Linked DNA regions of Homo sapiens: region 2 is linked to region 1. Evidence: chromatin loops called from intact Hi-C (ENCODE). Cell type or tissue: PC-9. All regions are shown on one strand. Each heading gives the region's core, and the rest is flanking DNA. Links, peaks and the distances in the headings are about the cores only.

Region 1 (10,121 bases), core at 3,377-5,876:
TTGAATTATTGTATCTATTAGAAAGCAGTGATTACTTACGTTTTTTCACAGTCCTAAAATACTATTTCATGTACTGAAAGTGCTCATAAATTTCTAGAGCTATGTCAGTTTTAGAAACTTTGGCTCCAACCTTGGTTCTAATAGGTAGATCCAGTTGCTGAGTCCACTGCAGGGGCCAGGCTGGGAACTGAAATGAGACATCCATAGTATTCCCAAGGACCATGACAGTAGTATTTGATAACAGTATCCCATTGTCACAGATGACAGGAAGCATGGTTATTCGCCATTTGCATTTCTTCTTGAAACCATGTAATTTAGTTTATAAAAGATGTTTGTTAACCATAAATCAATGATACTGAAGCATCAATAAGTATCTGGGTTGTTTTGAATAAATTCTTTGTTAAACACTTTTATCTCCAGTGTAGTCAATTCCTAATTAAAGTAGTTGCCTAACTTGTCAAGGTGGTTTGAATAGTTATAGATTACCACGAAAATAATGTGTTTTCCTTAGGAATATTGTGCATGTATTCACGCATGTGCTAGCTAGTATGCACTATAGTTTAATAAAGCATCTGGGTGTTTCTAAATGTTTATAAAGGTGAATTTGCTTTTCTACTACAGTGTTGACATTTTTATGGAATAAAAGTTTGGGTAGGTGAGAATAATTGAGTAAGAATAAAATCAGAATGTATGAACTACGTTTTCTCAATATCACTCAGCTGAGTTGTATTTTATTTCACTAGTCAGTCAAAAAGACTAGAAGTAGCTGGGCATGGTGGCTCACGCCTGTAATCCCAGCAGTTTGGGAGGCTAAGGCGGGCAGATCATCTGAGGTCAGAAGTTTGAGACCAGCCTGGACAACATGGTGAAACCCTGTCTCTACTGAAAATACAAAAACTTAGCTGGGTGCACTGGCGTGCACTTGTAATCCAAGCTACTCGGGAGGCTGAGGCAGGAGAATCACATAAACCCAGGAGGTGAGGTTGCAGTGAGCCAAGATTGAGCTACTGCACCCCAGCCTGGGAGGCAGAGTGAGACTCCATCTCAAAAAAGAAAAAAAAAAAAGAGTAGAAGAGATGCAAGATGATGAAAGAGTTTCCCAGCCTCAGTCATTTGGTCCATTCTGTAAATATTACTCATTGAATATGTGGTCCTTTGACTTGGATCCTGCTAGAGAAGCATTGGAAGGACTGGGTCTATGACATTAACAATTAGAAGGCCATATGGAACATAGGCATGGCCTTGGTGCTTTCTTTGTTTCTGCCAAAGTCAGGGTGTCCAAGGGAGATCTACTCTGGCATCCAGACACTTTGAGGTCAACATCACTTACTTATCTGATTGACACTTAACCTCAAACAAATCTACCCAGAGGCCTTAGGATCTTAAGTGCTGGTAAACACAAGGTGAAATTGTTTGGGAGTTCAGTTCCCAAATGGCATTTTTTTTCATACCTCCATTATGTTTAAACTTCCGTGATCAGATTTGGGAGGCATGGAAAATGTTGATTAAACCTTAAAGTATCTCAAGAGATTGAAAATCAACGCAAAACTCAAGTTCCAGAATGAAATGCTTTTCTGTGTTTTGTTTACTAAGATTTTCATTCAACTGGTATTTCCTGTCTTGAAATTCCACCAGTTCTATCATCATCCTGTAACCCATGTGCATACCTCTCTGTACTTGTATCCAAATTATGAAAAATCCTTTTTTATTTTAATGTTCTAAAATACTAAAAACGTAAAACAAAAACAAATGCAATAAAGTAATCACAAAAATGCAGAAAAGTGAAGACATTGCCAAGGAAATGTCAGGTATCTCCTACAGAGGAAAGAAAATGTGATGGAGAAGGGGTATACAGAGTTTCTGTTTGGAGTGATGAAAACATTCTGGAAATAGATAAAGGTGATGGTTGCAAAACATCGTGAATGTAATTAAACCACTGAATTATACCCTTAAAATGGTTAAAATAATACATTTTATACATATTTTACTACAATTTTTAAAAACTCCAATAACGTAATATACCAAATACCATTGAAGTGTATACTTTAAATAGGTTTTATGGAATGTGAATGATATCTCAGTAAAGGCGTTAAGGAAATGTCATGGAGAAAAAGAGGACCAATCCTACTTAAAGAGAAAGATCACAGGTGAAGTGTTAGAGTCCTAGCCTTTCCGTTTTCATTTTTGAGAATTTGATTTTATTTGCTTCTCCCTACATAGTACTATATGGCAGGTGTCCCACTTTAATGCACATTTGGAGGAAACAGAATGGCAAACTATTGTTGCTATTGGCATATGAATCTTATTTGTTTTTAGCACTGTGGCTTGTAAAACCTTGGGTTTTCCTTCCAATATTTAAAAGAATCAAGCTGAACAGTGGCAGGTAGCCCTTTTGATTTTTTATCATGATGGCAATTTGAATAGCAATAGAAACCCAGCAACCTTTTTTGGTCAGGTTTTCTCAAATTTTGGCAACACGTAGAAAAGAAAAGAGCTACCAACAATTGCCTTTGTTAGACAATTAGATGTCTAATGTATTTTTTTGTAGAGACAGAGTTTTGCCATGTCACCCAGGCTAGTTTTGAACTCCTGGACTCAAGGGATCCTCCCACCTTGGCCTCCCAAAGTGCTGGGATTACAGGCATGAGCCACTGCTCCTGACCCTTTGTTTTCTACTTACAGTGACAGTCTACTTATCGAAACTCAATATAAGACGAAGGGGGTAGGGGAAGGGGAGGACTCACAGGAAAAGGAGACATTTTATAATTTATCAAGATAAATAATGCCACCTCAGGCTTTATAACAAATAAAGCCACCCTTAATAGCGATGATAAAGCACTTGGATCTTTTAATTATGGCTCTAAGGAAAATTATTAACAGAACAAAATTTTCTCTTAGCTAATCTTTTTAACCTTTCTTGAGATGATACTGATTTTCTCAAACATACTTAAGAATTCCAAAATAAAAAGTCAAAATGCCTTCCTCAGGACAAACTTGTTCTGTTCCTGATGATTCTTCTGGAACTATAGTCAATGAAATCATCACGAACACAACAGCGTTTGTTCTGGGATAGACTTTCTGATGTCTCATTCCAAGACAAAGAAAGACTGAAAAATCCAAACTGAGAAATGTTTCTCTAAAACAAACTCTGCATTGTTTGAAAGATCCTCTTCTAACTGCGTGAAAAAAATGCTTGATGGAGTTATTTTTAACTGGGGACAGAACATTCATTCTGAGAAGTGTTCAGATCCCTAATTTTATAATGAGCAGAAATACATACTGTTGAAAGACTAGGCCAACTTCAGTACTCCAATCAACATTTATGTGCAGGATCATCAACAGACAGACCATTTTACAGTTTTCAGAATTAAAGTCTTCTAGTTGCAGTGAAGTCTTGAATCTGGATCACCTGGATTCATGCAAGATGGCACAGGGTGCTTGTCATCATCTACATATAGAGTTAGCTTTTTTTGCCCATGCACAATGTTTCTTTATCAATAATGAAGCTGGATGATACCAAATAGATTCTATTGCTTTATTGATTATTACTTTCATTAAACAATGTTAGCCATATAGGATGATTAAAAAAACAACTAATATCCTTGGAATATGAACATCCTATTAACTGATACAAACTGACTCCACCTTTCTTATAGCAGTGAATTTTCAGGTCACATACAATCAGTAATTTATACTCCAAATACAACAATCACGTTTGTATTAATCATCCAGTACAATTCACAGGTTCCTATTACACAGGTGGATGTACTTAGAGAGTTTTAGCACAAAAGCTGATACAAATATGAAAGTGTGCTCAGTCGAATGGTTAGTGAGGTGCTACAGGTGAGTGTCGGCGATGGGTATCCTCCTGAGCTCCACGATCTGGGAGTCAGTCAAGGTGCCCCCCTCCTGGCTGCCTTGACCAGATTCATTATCACTGACACTGAGACCAGCACCTGCCACAGAAATAGAATGAACACAAAAATCCAAACTATTAGTGCAGTGAATTCTTAAGAATCAATTTACATTAGGTCCAAGCCTGTTTATTTCTATTATATTAGTAAAAAATAAGCCATACATTTAGAATAGATATTATTAATACCTAACAATTATGAAACTATCTTTTACATTTCCTTTGGCAGTTTTTTAAATTGTACGGATTAATTTCTAAAGACACACATTTGGGTTCTCAATCTTTACTGTTTGTTTTTCACATGGTGGGCAGGTGTAACCTACTACCACAATATAATCTCTCAATTGAGGGCTCATCAAAATAGAAAATCAGTCAGGTTATTAGACTTTTTCACCAGTGGGGTAGGATTTGCTGTTACAAAACATATAGGCCCCGAATTCATATGCACTGAGGTCCATCACTTGAGATTCAGTGTTGGGCAGTGATCTGAGAAGAAAGACAGGCATGTGAGAACACCTGGAGTCACACCAGTGCCCTGAAGACATTGGCTTTGAATGATTCAGATCTGATCCTAAGATAAAAATAATTACGTAACACAGTGCCAAAATAGATCCACACAGGAATTCCACCACAGTAGTTACTGTTAACTACTGACAGCGCTCAGAATCTGTTTTGAGGAAGCTCCACTATTCATTACTTTTTTTTTCACAACTCAGATAATTGAGAAAAAACTATGCTAGAGTAACACCTTGTTCTTTTCTTTTTCTTTCATATTTCTAGAGAACAATGTTCTTTTCTTTTGTAATAACGTTCAGAGGAACACATAAACTCTCATCCTCTCTACACACACACAATGGGGATGTGGTCATAGGGTGTGCTGGATGAATCACCAGAGGTTACCAGGGCCAGCCCCACTAGACTCTGCAAACAAGGAGGAAAGTGAAAAACCGGTTGCTCAGGCAGCTGGGATTTCCCTTTCTGTCTGAGAGGAAGAAAAGGCAATTCTGCAGAGTTGACAGTTGTGGGAAAATGGTGAATTGGCTTAATCTTAGCCTATCTGGAGATGGAAGCCAGAGCCTACTAGTGACCTTCTAGCCAAGCCCTCCTTCTTCTGGGTCTCTGACCTTCGCACTCTCTCTGTTAAAGGCCGCTGTTGAAACTCCACTTCCTCTCTTTGCTTCTGTGACATGGTACTTGCCCATCTTATCCTCTGATCTGCTGGCTCTTTCTAGATCTATTCTGCTTTCTCATACACTTCCTCCTGCTGCCTCATTTCTGGAGGCCTTGTTTTCTGCCCTGTCTCAAGGCCTGCAGGATCCTCTTGCCTGCACTCTCTCCTAATGTCTCACTAGGGTTTCCAAGCTCAGGACACGGAGCAGCAGGTCACTGCCTTTTCACACGACGTTCTTATGCTGGCACCTCTGCCTGGGGTGCTCTTCTCACTTCCCACCTCCTTCATCTGGCTGCCTCCACTCTTCCTACCAATATCAACTCTGCTATCCCTTGAAACATGATGATTCTCTTTTAAAATTTCTGACCCCCCCACTGGATTATGTCCTTCCTATCTTTCTGTCTCCTAGCTCATAGGACAGTGCTCAGTACACTGCAGGTGTTCAGCAAATGTGTGCTGAATGTAGTATTAAACTGTGCTCTGCATCCTAAGTCGTGAACCTGCCTGCTCCATCTCATCTCCTGTTCTGTTCCTCTGGTCTGTTCTGTATTCCACTGCCCTCTCCTTCTCAAGAACGAGTGTTAGTTCCTATTGCCAGTTACACTGAGTTGGGAACCCTCTGCTTTGGCTTTCATATCAGTCTTTAATCTGTCTCTAGCCTATCAAATAGATGTATCCCAACCATTGCCTTTTGGAGCGCTTTCTCTGAAACTGATCAGGTCTCCTGATGCCCTGAATGCACCATGTTAATTCCAGCCTGAATGTCTTCCTGCCTGCCCATCAGGGCCCATCTCTATACCTTTTTACAGATACTTATTTTTCCATCTCCTCAAAATAGGGAGCTGGAGGACATAAAATGTGAAAAGTTCTCATCCCTGACAAAATCATTAATCACCTCCCCTTTATTCTCTCACACTGCCCAGGTTTTGATGATAAATTTAATAATACTCCTATCTACAATGTATACATAAGCCATAAAGCAAAATGCTTAACAAACACTCATAAACTCCTTTCTTCAAGAACCAGAATATTGCCAGTGACAATGTATTTTTAAAAATTTACTAAGTTGCTAAAATTTACCAATTAATACATTTCACATCAAAAAAATCAGATTTCTGGTTTCTCTTGAAAAAAAAAAAAAAAAACTAACAAAAACAACAACCAGAAGATCAGGCAACATTGGGCCTGCATTTCCGCATTACAAAACAAAACAAAAAACAACAACAAAAAACCCATGGACCAGGCAGTCCTTCAGTTTGTCTCTGTTTTCACCCAGCCCTCTTCAATCATTTATGGACTACCATAAATAATGCTTGGCCCCCGAAGGTAACATTTGTGTCTACTTCCAGGCCTTCGAAGGACAAATGGCCCATGCTTCTCTGCTGGGAACAGGAGAACCGTGTTATGTGGAAGAACCTCAGTGAACTGGCGAGACAGTGGCCATTCTATAAGGAGGTGACTAAGGCCCTGGGGCCTGTAGCAAGGAAGAGCTAAATATGGAAGCACTAGGGAGGAACAGAGAGGACCCCATGATTAGCCTCAGGGAAGACTGAGGCCGAATGACTTAACTAGTACCAACTCCCAGTGATTTCAGTGTCTGCCTACTCTAAATCCCACTAGGAATATCATCATAAAGCATGTGATGACAACTGGGACAAGGCACACTAGAAAGACAAGCTCTGCCTTATTGAAAGCATGCTGAGCTTGTTTAGCAACTCAAGATATGTAAGCAAGTTCTAGACTCGTCTTGAGTCACCACATCTACTGACCCATCTCATCATCCTCCTTTGCAATTTCTTCCAAGTTCAAAGAAATGCACAAATATCCAGATACTCATCCCTCACTGAGACTCAGAAAAGGCATATATTACACACAAGTATAACATGCCGAGACCTGGGAGCACAAACCAGGTCTCCCATCCCTTTGCAATTCATTAAATGGTATAGGCGGGTAGTTTGCAGTAAGTATCCTGATTTTCTGAAAGGTGTTTCCATGCTTAAATTTCAAACCAAAAGTTTAAGAAAAATCCAGCGACTGTGATAACAGGGACACTTTCCTTTGGTCAATAGAACAGGCAATTATAAAGGAACTAAAAGTAATAATTTACATTCATCATGAGCTTCATCTTTTCTTAACATTTTAATATACTTTGGTTAGGATAGGGTGAGTATCAGTCCTGTTTTACAGATGCACGGACTGAGTGAGGATGAGAGGTGCTAGCTGAGTGGCCCACATCAATGTGACAATGATCCAAAGACCATACCCCTTCCATCTTTTTCTGAGGAAAAAATTCAAAATCTTTCAAAATTCCACCTTTCCATTTTGATTCTTACCTAACTTTGTTTACTACACTGGGCTGCATAAGTTCTTGAAGTTAAATAAGTCATTGTGGTTTGATGGGATATCTTGCAAAGAGAAATTTATTGATGAGTTCTTGGAGAAGTTTGAGTATTTTGGGCCTTGATTCTGAATGTTTTCATTTGTGTTCAAGGACTTGTCATCTATTTTCTTCTAACTGAAAAATAAATCATTTCTAGGTTTCCCATATGGAAATGTTTACCATGACATTGATGTCATTGGCCTGGGATAACACCAGGAGGCTAGGGGGCTGGGGATGGTGGGGAATCAGGTTAGTCATTCTGGGAGAAGCCCTCGCTGAAGAAAGACTCCTTTCTAAGCCCAATATGTTCCAAGCTTGACATTTTCAGGAATCTTGTCAACTTGGGATCAACACAGAAATGCCAGTACTCAAGGCACACCTTGTTAAGCATGTAAATGGAGACATTCCTTTCCATCCTACCCTCATCCTGAGTCTTTGTTCTAGTTTGCTCTGAACTTTCTCCTCTTCCCTAAAATGGAGGCTGTCCCAGGGTGACTGTTCCCATTCTCCTAAAGTCCTGGTTGGGGACACTGATGATACATTAGACAGCTCTATTTAAAATAAAAAAAAAAAACTAATAATAATCAGGATACCACTAGTCTAGAACTCAGTGTCTCATTTGCCTGTGGAAGTGCCGATGTACTTCAAGAACAAATAATTGAAGGACATTATGTCATCTTTTTTGAGAGTGAAATGTGGATTTCTCATAGAAAGTCGAATATTTTAACTTAAAAACTTAAAACGTCAATAGTGTTTTCTTTTTCTAAATTTTTAAAAATGTAATATGGTTAAAATTAGATTGAAAAAGAAGTCCATGACTGTTTTATGGGCCAGGGCTTCTATTTTAGATCAAACAATTTTAATATACTTGCCTTTAATATAAGTTTGAAGTATGCAACAAAGTATGCACTAACACAGTGGCTTCAAAAACACTGTCTTGCCCACATCAGAATTCATTTGTAGCTGTCAAACATGAATTTGGAGCCTGCTGACAAGCATTTGTAAATGCTTGTAAAGAAGTGATGATTTTTTTAATCTGGAAACTGACTACTTAAGCTTTCTGTCTTAGAGATATAGTCTTTCTCATGGTTAATCTTAACATAATTAAAAAGAGAATGTCTTAGCTAAAGAGTGTTAGGTCTCCTCCTTGCCCCTTAGAGCAATGGCATTCTGACATTAAATTCTCTCTATTGCACTCAGTAAAGGCATTCTACCTACTGAATTAATGCAAGCATTTTAGTATGTGCTTGAATATCTGAACATTATTCCTAACTGAAAGATGATGAATTGTAAGGGAGATTAAAAGGGCACAGGAGATAGTATCAGTGGCTATTGAAAGGCCTAGTCACTCTTCCTGAATCCCATGCATCTATCCATCCATCCATCCATCCATCCATCCATCCATCCATCCATCCATCCATCCACCCATCCATGTATCCATCCAATATGGAGCATCAACTGAGATACTCAGCACTGCTACATTTCCAGGGATACTGAGATGAATCCTGGTTTTTCAGAACATAAACTCTGGCCCAGGACTAGGCCAGATTCTTATTTCTACATGTTCACCTGGCCACCCTTCCTGCTTCTATGTGGAATTTGCATTGGATGGACCATGCTTCCTATTCTTGTGACCTACTTGCTCATTTGAGACTTATTAACCTCTGTCTTGATTATTACATACTCTCTGACACATATTTTAGTGCAGGATCTTAGGGGAAGGGAAGTACATAGAACAAACCTGATTAACAGGTGGTACAATTTGAGAAGGATTTTCAAATTTGATCTTTCATCTGATGCTACCACAGTCCCTGAAGTCCCACAAGTAAAAATGAACTTTTTTCCACCTTGTAGGTTTTGGTTTTTAAGGGTTTTCTATTAAGATGTAAAAACCACAGAAAAAGCTTTTATCTTCTACCTGTTTATAGAAAACTTCATTATGAATGATGCTATAGCTAAGAAAGGAGGAGGTTAAAAAGAATGGCTGTTGAATGCCAAAGGCCCATTTTTGCCTTAAATTTCCAGTGTTCTCTAAGGTTGGCTGCAGATGTAAGGAGAGATTGGAGGCCTGCCAGAAAGCCTAGGACATGGGCAGAAATTGGTGGCTCATTGTCACATAATCTCAAGTAGAAAATTATCAGATACATGGTAGAAACTGTTATTTGAGAATAAGGAAATCTTTGCAATGTAGGATTTTTGAAGTAGAAGGGAAAATAGGAGTGTGCTAGCCCAGTTATTATAGGTGAGAAGAGGTGGTTAACGATTTGGCTAACGTCAGTGGTCAATGTGGGAGCTGGCTGCCCCTCCTCATAATCTAATGTTGCACATCGCTCCAGGTCAGTGCCTCTGCAGGATGTAAAGCACCTGAAGTAGAAGTCTTCAGGCTGGGATTCCTTTAACTTGTGGTACATGATGCCTTTTCAAGGAGTACAAGATAGTATGGGAAGGACAGCTTTAAGGGAATACATTCCCAGATCTTGAATTTCCATATCTATTATTCTGATGAGTCTTTTTCATTTTTGACAATCATTTATCAAAACAGATGTTTTTGTTACTCATGTTGATTTGTTGAACTGTACACTAGGAATAATTGTAATGGTAACAGTATAAAAGAAATGTTGAACACCTTAGAGTCTTATGGCCACAGAAAAAAATTA
Region 2 (10,121 bases), core at 4,584-7,083, 57 kb before region 1:
TATCTTGGACACTTTTCCCCAAGACATTTTCTTGCTCATTGATGTTGCCATAAAATATACTTCTATAAAAGAACATACTTGGAAGATAAATAAAACAAGGAAATGAGAGTACACCATGAAATACAGAAATCATTTTGTTAACTGTGACCCATCTCTCTAAATGCAGCCTGATTTGGTTAGAAGAGCAATCCTTGGATTTGGAAGTAGATAAAATGCAATGTCCTGCTTTCTTTTTCTTTTTTCTTTTTTGTCTTGACTAGAGTGACTGTAGTCTGGTTTACCCAAGACAGTCTCAAATTATCCATTTTGGGCTAGTGTAATTATTATGGTGTCCCCCTTCTCTTTCAAAACCTTATTTTGGTCACGCTAGTCTTGAACCACTATCTGCATATACTGTTCATAGTTTGAGATAAATCATACCACAAGTTTTGGCTATGTGCCAGAGGTAGCAAAACCTACAACCTGTTCAGTTTTTGGATTTCATCCAGGTCAGATGTGCTGATTGAGTCAAGGAGTTTCCATGCTGGACAAGTATGTACTTTTGGTTGATCAGTGCTAGATAATAATGCTTCAAAACTTTGTCTAGGTAGTCTAATTATTCAGAGGACTGTGTGATATTTGTGACATTGCCAGATGGAGCACGTTCAAGGAGAAAGACAACTATGCAGCCACAAGAAACCCACACTATCACCTTGTGCTTGAGGAAATGGTGTTTTATCATCACGTTGTTAATCGATTGACAATACAATTACTTACAGTTCATTTATGCTGGAATAAATGTAATTACCGATATATTTAGGATTATGTCTATCAGTTTGTTATTTGTTTCCTATTTGTTCAAGCAGTTCTATGTTTCTTTAAAAATGTAAAGAAGACATGTTGATCCACTGATTAATGTTTCAATGGCCTTATTTTCTTGAATAGCTATTGGAGTGTTCAAAATAGAAATAGACCACATTCCAAACATGATGTATCACTATAGTGGTTTCAGAGCAAGGGCAGATTGAGTGAGCTATGTGTAAGGGTACCCAGAAAATTTATCACCAAGAATGAAACAATTTTGAGAGTGAGAGAGGGTGCTATTAATAATTATTCTGGAATGACAGGTGTAAACCAGGACAATTCCAGGCACACAAAGATGTATAGTGACCCTAAACAAACATGTATTTATTGTATAATTAATTGTTTCCTATTAGGGAGCTGTGCACAAGAATTCTGATCATGGAAGCTGGCGATAGGAAACTTGTTGTATTTGCTGTATTAAGTGTGTACCTTAAATAATAAACAAGTTCTATGATTAGGATTTGGTCCAAGCAAATTAAATGTCTAGAATTTACACATCCAGAAATTATACATGTACTGTATCATTTGTAGGCATCAAGATTAGTAAGTATTACATGAATCAGGTCTTAAATAGTTTGGGAAAAGTACAAGTTGTTTTGAGATACCTCAATCCTTCTTCATTCCCATTACTAATCATGAAAACAACACAAATGTTTTTGTTTTCTTCTTGACTTGGGTCACATTCCATTGTGGGGTGATGTAAGAGTTTTAGCCAAGCATAGAATAGTAATGAGCAATTTGGGAGATTCAGTTCTAAAACCTTGCCTAGGGTCACACACAACTAGCACTTAGAATCTAAGAACATGGAACCATTTGACTTGTAAGGTTAATTGTATACCTGTTGACTTTGGGCATATTTTCTAAGGTTAAACTGGAAAAACAAAGAGTCGGCTATGGTCCACTTGTTCAAGAAAAAAAAAATGCAAGCCCATGAGTCTTCTAGTATTTTTCCTATCCCATTGAAATATACAAGCGACCATAGGTTTCCTCTGCAAACAGCTGAGGCCTCTTGACTTCTGCTTCTAAGCCAGTAGTTTCCAGCTTGGATGCACATTAGAATCATCTAGGGGGACCCTAAGAAATCCTGATGTGGCCAGGCACAGTAGCACACGCCTGTAAATCCCAGCACTTTGAAAGGTCGAAGTGGGCAGATCACGAGGTCAAGAGTTTGAGACCATCCTGGCCAACATCGTGAAACGCCTTCTTTACTAAAAATACAAAAATTAGCTGGGTGTGGTGGCGCATGCCTGTAGGCTCAGCTACTCAGGAGGCTGAGGCAGGATAATCTCTTGAACCCGGGAGGCGGAGGTTGCAGTGAGCTGATATTGCGCCACTGCACTCCAGCCTGGCGACCGAGCGAGATTCCGTCTCAAAAAAAAAAAAAAAAAAAGTCCTGATGCATGAGCCATACCTCAGATCAATTAAATTATCATCTCTGGTGGTGGAACCTAGGCATCTGCATTTTTTAAACACTGGAGATAATTCCAATGTGCAGGCAAGGTTGAGAACCATTGTTGTAGTTTCAGCTCCATCCCCAGCTCTGCAACCATTAAGAGCTAATTTGAGGAGTTCTAGTCCAGTGCTGCAAGATGTCTGAAAGATTCAAAATCGAGTTACAAAGCTAGTCTGACTTACCAGTTCCAGTAACTAAATTTTTAAGAGTTACAGGCTAAAGTAAGAAAAAGAAGAATAATTGGATTTGGATTTAGCTAGGCTTTATTTTATTTTTTTTTTGACATCTTTTTTTGAGACAGAGTCTCACTCTATTGCCCAGGCTGGAGTGCAGTGGCATGATCTCAGCTCACTGCAATCTCTGCCTCCCGGGTTCAAGCGGTTCTCCTGCCTCAGCCTCCTGAGTAGCTGGGATTACAGGTGTGTGCCACCACACCTGGCTAATTTTTGTATTTTTAGTAGATATGGGGTTTCACCATGTTGGCCAGGCTGGTCTTGAACTCCTGATCTCAAGTGATCCACTCACCTCTGTCTCCCAAAGTGTTGAAATTACAGGTGTGAGCCACCACACCCGACATAGGTAGGCTTTATTTTTAAACCAGAATCACGAATTTAAATTAGCTGTATGGCCTTCGACAAGTTTACATATTCTCACTGAGCCTCAGCTTTCTGATCTGTAAAATGGACCAATAACATCTGTTGCCAGACTGCTACTATTGCTTTCCTTCTTAATGAAACCGAACCACTGCTTCCGTTTAACCTGGTTTTGGAAGCTCCCACTTCTAAAAACATCTGTATTTCTATCTTGATAACTTTATATTCTAGAACCTGGCCTCTGCCTTGTTGATGTGGATGCCTTCTCAATGACTGTAATCTCCTCTGACACCAATCCAATGGCGGGATTTGGCTATTGGCTGACAGATTTTCCTAATTCTATCTCTCCATGTACATGTACTTTTGCGTGCTGCCACTTCTGGATTTCCCATATTTGGGCTTCTGCCATTTGACCAATGGCTTGTCGAGAACTTCTTTTTTGGATATCACTGATACCTGTTGCCCGTAAGCACACATACTGTGCACCAAGTTCCATCAGCCTGACTAGATTTCCTCCTATCACCTCCAATTGTGCTATCACTCAAGTTCTACCTCAGCCCTAAGTAAAGTATTGTGTTTATTCAATCAATCAATGTTTACTGAGCATTTACCAAGCCCAAGCACTTTGTCTCTGCACACAGAAAATGTATACAGTACAGTGGAGCAAGATAAACAACAAAAGGTATAATAAATACAGTGACAGGGACAATTCTAGCCCTTGACCTTCCCTATATCCTCTTCTCTCATCAAAGATTAACACTTTTATATTGGTTTAGGTCAGAAGATAGGATCATTGTTAAAGACAAATTATTATTTTTATTATTATTATTCTTGTTACTTTGGAGATGGGGGTCTCACCTTGTTCCCCAGGCTGGCCTCAAACTGCTAGGCTCAAGCGATCCTCCCACTTCAGCCTCCTGAGTAGCTGGGATTATAGGTGCAACTGGCTTTTTTTTTTTTTTTTTTTCTTGAGATGGAGTCTCACTCTGTCACCCAGGCTGGAGTGCAGTGGTGCAATCTCAGCTCACTGCAACCTCCGCCTCGTGGGTTCACGTGATTCTCCTGCCTCAGCCTCCCCAGTAGCTGGGATTACAGGCACCCGCCAGCACGCCCAGCTAATTTTTGTATTTTTAGTAGAGACAGGGTTTCACCATGTTGGCCATGCTGGTCTCGAACTCCTGACCTCAAGTGATCCACCCACCTCGGCCTCCCAAAGTGCTGGGATTACAGGCATAAGCCACTGCGCCTGGCCTTGCTGTATTACTTTTAAAACGGTAAAACCCGCAATTCCTTTTGCATTAACCTAATGTGTTGGATACCTGTGTTTTGCTCTACATGATCACTGATTATTAATTTTTTTGATAATTTTTCAAAACTCATTTTTACAGCAAGCACACTGTCAAGTCTATGTTGGGATTATCTTTGTGTACCTAAAGTGAACTCCATGCTTTTCCTCAGGAACAATTTGATTTGCTGTGTGGAGAAAGTGTCCTCTGGCTCTCTAAGAGTTAACTGATCTGGCTCTACCTGATCTATCTGTGAATTTCTATAAATACTTTACAGGTATGTGAACAAACCAGTGTCAGATAGTAAAAGAATTTTGTAGCCATTCCAGCAATCTACTTTACGTGGCAATCAGTGACGATGTTATCTTAGCTGTCTTTTTTTTTTTTGACAGGGTCTCGCTCTGTCACCCTGTCTGAAGTGCAGTGGTGTAATTTCGGCTCACTGCAGCCTCGACCTCCTGGGCTCAAGCAGTCCTCCCACTTCAGCCTTCCTAGTAGCTGGGACTACAGGTGTGCACCACCACACTTGGCTAATTTTTGTATTTTTTGTACAGATGGGGTGTCGCTATGTTGTCCAGGCTGGTCTTTTTTTCTTTCTCTTTCTTTCTTTCTTTCTTTCTTTCTTTCTTTCTTTCTTTCTTTCTTTCTTTCTTTCTTTCTTTCTTTCTTTCTTTTTCTTTCTTTCTTTCTTTCTTTCTGAGACAGAGTCTCACTCTGTCACCCAGGCTGGAGTGCAGTGGCGTAATCTCGGCTCACTACAACCTCTGCCTCCCAGGTTCAAGCGATTCTCCTGCCTCAGCATCCCACGTAGCTGGGATTACAGCCACGCACCACCATGCCCGGCTAATTTTTGTATTTTTAGTAGAGACAGGGTTTTACCACGTTGTCCAGGCTGCTCTCAAACTCCTGACCTCAGGTGATCCACCCACCTTGGCCTCCCAAAGTGCTGGGATTACAGGTGTGAGCCACCGCGCCTGGCTCCAGGCTGGTCTTGAACTCCCAAGCTCAAGTGATCCTCCTGCCTTGGCCTCTCAAAGTGCTAGGATTATAGGCATGAACCTCTGTGTTCAGCCTTAGCTGTCTTTTTACTACCATCCCCAGCCTCTGCTTATCAGTTGTGAGTTTCCTCTGGCCTTTCTAATTCTCTTTCTCCATGTTTTCTGCCAGCTCCTTTATATTACCCACCAGAGGGATGAAAGCGATTGATTCTACCAGAAGCTATTGAGAAATGTATATGGCTTTTAGTAGTGGTGATGATGATGATGATGACGATTGTTTTGGCACTTTCAGAATTCAGAAGCAATTTGCTGCCTCCTGGGCACTCTACTCATGACCAGTTAACTTTAAAGTGGTCCTATTTGCTTTGTGGTGGTCGGGGCTGGCTTAGCAAAAATTACAAAGGAATAAAAAGCTAAATTTAGTAAGTCTATCTCTACTATGTTGTGTCTAATCTTCTTGTGCTGGTTTCCTAGAGTGCCCTCTGCTGGGCCCAACCAGGTCTTCTGATTCCCATGAAACCCATGCCTCAATTGTCATCAAAAGCTTACTATTTTATGTCACATGCCATCAGAATCCTAGCATTTGCTTTCCAGATTGACAATTAACCAAGGTAAACTAATCCATGTTAATGTGTGAATGTGTTTTATTGTATAAATGGGAAAAAACCCAATGCCCCTCTCAGGTCATTTAAGTATACATTTCCGCAATGACTTTATGGACGTACTGCTTCTACTTAGTATCTAACTCTGGTGACTAATGGTGAGAATGGAAGCCAGGAATCTGGGGAAGGCTATGCTCTGAGAAATCAAAGGGGAATATGTTTTCCAACAGACAGAACCTTGTGGCTCCCCTCAAATTACACTGTGTGGGCAGCTGTCTACTCAAGCTATCTGTATGGCCAAGCCCCATGGAGGTAATTTTCACCCTGTCAGCCAGAAAAGAATGAACATCATTGTTTACTTTTAAGTTTTTATGAAGAATGCCTTGAGCTCTTTAGATTGTGTTATCTAAGTCTTAATACTAAGTAAGTATGTGCCATTGTTTTGGGGATTAATTTATCCATAAAGATGTGTATAGGCTGTACAGTCATTGGCTTGACCTCTGCTGCCCTGTGTACTTTCTTGTCTACTGAAATCAGTTGGGCAATTCTTGTCTGTAAGCACGTTTCCCAAGAACTGGTTGGAGCCAGTCTTCATAGGAGGAACCTATTATGAAACCAGCTCCGAGGATATTTACTTTGCTCAAGATCTACTGAATGCTACACTTACTTGAAAATGAAATTGCTTTCTTTTGGCTCTGACCCAACCCCTTGAAAACCAGCGACCCTTGGGATTCAGTTAGAATGAGATAGAAAGGGGAGATGATATGCTGGGCCTGACTGACATTTTTCTGCAAGCTTTTCTTATCGTTTAAACTAGTACTTGCATAGTTGTTGAATGTGTGTGTTTCAAGAAGATCAGCTAAACTGATAACATATTATCAAGTAAATAAGGCACCCAAGATTGGGAACTTGGAGGACATAGCACATATTTTTTGAAGGCCCACCTTTTTTCTTAAAATTTAATGTAAATTTGTATCTTTCTATTTAACATATCCAGGTCTTATTTAAGACAAAAATAACTCATATAGTTGCTTTCCAGTTAAGTTATTTAATCATCCAAATCCTCACTTAAATAAATGCTCCAGTGAGAAACATTGTCTTATGGCTCCTGATCTAAAATTATACCTCCCTGGAAATGTATGTATCCAAATTTGAGAAGCACAAGCTTGGAGAAATAGTGAAGGAGAGAATTTAGTCAGAGAAAATGAGTGTGTACTGATGATCAATCCGTAGGTAAGGAGGACTAGCGTAAGTTTTGTTGTAGATGACTTTCATAGGAGAGTGGCAGTGGCATTTGATGTTGAGACCTAGTACATAGTTGTATTGAGATAAACATGTTAGGATTATCTAGATAGAGCTAGAAATGAAGAGAAAATAAACTCAGAATAGGGACTCATCAAGATGGCTGTGAAAAAGCCAGAAATGTGATAAACACTAATGCAGATTTCTTGGGCTCCTTACAGACTTAATAGGAATTGTGGATGCACAAAGTAAATGGTATGGCATGTAAATAAAGAAGAAAATTCTGCATATTACTTTTGGCATAATAGCAACTTCTCTGTACTTTCTGAAATTCAAAAATAAATATCCTTTTAATCTAGAGAGTGCTATATACTTTTTATAACTAGTGTTTTACATTTATTATCTATAATAAATATCTGTAATAATAATTATTTATAATAAATATTATCTATAATAGTTATTTATAAAATAATATATATTATCTATAATTATATAACATAATTATTTATAGGATTATTATTATAATATTTAATAAATATTATCTATTAATATCATAATTATATCTATAATTATTATTTCAAAAGTTTATTCAAAACTCAGAGTGAGTTTTCCAATACAGTCTTCTTAGCACTGAGATTTTCAAACCAGTCCCTAAGGTGTATTTAACACACAAGGCTTCTGGAATAGGTCTGGAGTAAGGGGCTTAGGTATCCACATTTTTAATGAACACACTTTGATGCAAGCGACCTGGACAACACCGTGAGAAACAGTGTTGTAAGAGGTTGAAAACTCTTGGGATAGGGGCTGGAGACTAAGGACACCACGCAAGAGCCTGGGACAAGGTTGCAAAGGGTTGTAGAACTAAATGAAGCTGCTTGTTTAGTCCGTAATTCCCCTTTCTGCTACTTGGTGTCTCTCCCAACTCCCCAACAAAAGTAGATACCTTGGCAGTTAGATGGAACTAACTGACCAGATCTCATGGAACCATGGTGGACACCTGATCTAGGCTAGGCCAACTAAATATTTCAACTTGAGAGTTTGGACCTGGGACAAGAATACCAGTTAACTACTGGTTGTTTGAAATGAAGAGATTCCCTGGAGCTACAGGAAGCCAGGCCTATCTCGCGAATGGACCGGCAGAGAACAGCACACATAGAGGAAGAAGGAAAAACACACAGGGAGAAGAGATGAGGAACCATGGGTTGGAGATGGGGAGGGAGAGGGAGAAGGAATAGATGAGGAAGGGAGAAATAGAGAAAACCAGCAAGAAAGCCAGAGGGAAAGAATTTTCCCTACAGCTTATCAATTTGCTGTTGTAGATACCAATCCCTCCTGTGGTCTGAGTGTGCTTTCTATAAGATATTTTTGTATCTGCCCAATAAACTCTTCTGTCTCACTCAAGCTAATTGAAATGTGTTCTTGGGTGAGAGGACAACCAGGAGTTAAGGAGAACCACAGCTATAATGAGCTGTGTCTTATTATTGTGACTGCTTTCTCCCTCCAATCTTTCTCCATTCTCTCTTCCCCCTTCCACCTTTCCTTCCACCTGGATTTCCTCAACCAAGATTGTTAGGGGAATGAAAAAATGATTTTTCATCTCTCCAAATCCTTGATCCTTTTCCTTTTCTGTGTTTAACTCCTTCCTTTTCTTCTTTGCAAAGAGGAAGAGAGCCTCCTTTCCTTTTATTATTTTTAAATTATTATTATTAATTAGTCAATTTTTTTAAAAATAGAGATGAGGTCTTGCTATGTTGACTAGGCTGACCTCGAACTCGTGGCCTCAAGCGATCCTCCCATCTCGGCCTCTCAAAGCCCTAGGATTACAAGCATGAGCCACTGTGCCTGGCCCCTCCTTTCCTTTTGCCATCCCTGCTCCTCTCTAAGTGTTATTCATCTCTACCCTAAATAAGAATGAGTGGCTGCCATGTGGAGGGAAGAGGAGGGAATTTCCAGGACCACTTGGGCACATGTAAGAAAGAGATTGCTCATATTAAAATGTAACACAGGGAGTATATTTATTTAAAATAGCCCATTTAACTAATGCCCAGTGAACTTAACCTTATGTAATGTTTTACCTGATGGAACACTTCTCTGGCTGGATCAGTTTCAGTTGTGCTAATTGGGCCTTTTTTTTGAGACAGAGAGTCTCACTCTGTCACCCAGGTGGGAGTGCAGTGGCATGATCTTTGCTCACCCCATTACCACTTCCTGGGTTCAAACCATTCTCATGCCTCAGCCTCCCAAGTAGCTGGGATTACAGGGGTGCACCACCACGCTTGGCTAATTTTTGTATTTTTAGTAGAGACGGAGTCTTCCCTTGTTGGCCAGGCTAGTCTCAAACTCCTGGCCTCAAGTGATCCACCCATTTTAACCTCCCAAAGTGCTGGGATTACAGACGTGAGCCTCCACGCCTGGCCCTAACTGGTCCTTTAAAAATTAGATGCTCTTCATTGAGCTGAAAGAAAAGAATTGCAGGTGAAGAATAAAGGTCTAGATCTGTGATTAACTTGAAATATAATAGTCATTACATAAAAGTTACATCTTTATATCATAAAAATATTTTATGTTGAAAGGGCTAAGCTAAAAATGCCCCAATTTAGGCTTAGGTTATTATTATTATTATTATTATTATTATTATTATTAGAGACGAAGTCTTGCTCTATCACCCAGGCTTCCAGGCTGGAGGGCAATGGCGTGATCTCTGCTCACTGCCCCCTCCGTCCCCCCAGTTCAAGCAGTTCTCCTGCCTGAGCCTCCCGAGTGGCTGGGATTACAGGCGCCTGCCACCACACCTGGCTAATTTTTGTATTTTTAGTAGAGATGGGGTTTCATCATGTTGGCCAGGCTGGTCTTGAACTCCTAACCTCATGATCCGCCCACCTTGGCCTCCCAAAGTGCTGGGATTACAGGCATGAGCCACACTGCACCTAGCCAGCTTGGTTATTTTTATGAAGACATGGATTGAGTTGTCATAAATCACCAGATCAAGGCAGACAGCATATTTGCCTTAAATGAACCTGTAGTGAGTTTCCTTCTTGCATTTGTATGAAGTTGGGAGAGATGTAGCTTAGTATGTATGGATGGACAGAAGAAAACTTTGATTC

Evidence for each region. A loop is a pair of places that touch in the nucleus more often than their neighbours do. Peaks named below come from ENCODE experiments on the same cell type or tissue, not always from the same donor. Only the 100,000 strongest peaks of a DNase experiment are listed, where the experiment ranks them.
Region 2: a loop joins it to region 1, with 4 times the contacts of the local background. A loop is called at or near these places in 6 of 110 quality-filtered maps.

The regions. Positions count from the first base shown.
Region 1 is chr5:91,157,617-91,167,737 of GRCh38, reverse strand. ADGRV1 (adhesion G protein-coupled receptor V1) reads right to left here. Exons shown (of 90, transcript NM_032119.4): 90 at 3,301-3,956. The coding sequence ends at 3,838. The region is part of intron 6 of LOC107986432 (a long non-coding RNA gene); the gene reads left to right. Among named protein-coding and RNA genes, the nearest start is that of LUCAT1, 150 kb to the left of the region's middle. RefSeq lists enhancers at 4,833-4,962, 4,983-5,032. In PC-9, for the core only: no CTCF peak of the experiment used is centred there; DNase peaks (open chromatin) are centred at 4,477 and 4,827; H3K4me3 peaks cover 608 bases; H3K27ac peaks cover 2,500 bases.
Region 2 is chr5:91,215,512-91,225,632 of GRCh38, reverse strand. All of the region lies in intron 3 of LOC107986432 (a long non-coding RNA gene), which reads left to right. Among named protein-coding and RNA genes, the nearest start is that of LUCAT1, 94 kb to the left of the region's middle. In PC-9, for the core only: CTCF peaks have their summits at 5,522 and 5,722; a DNase peak (open chromatin) is centred at 6,162; H3K27ac peaks cover 2,095 bases.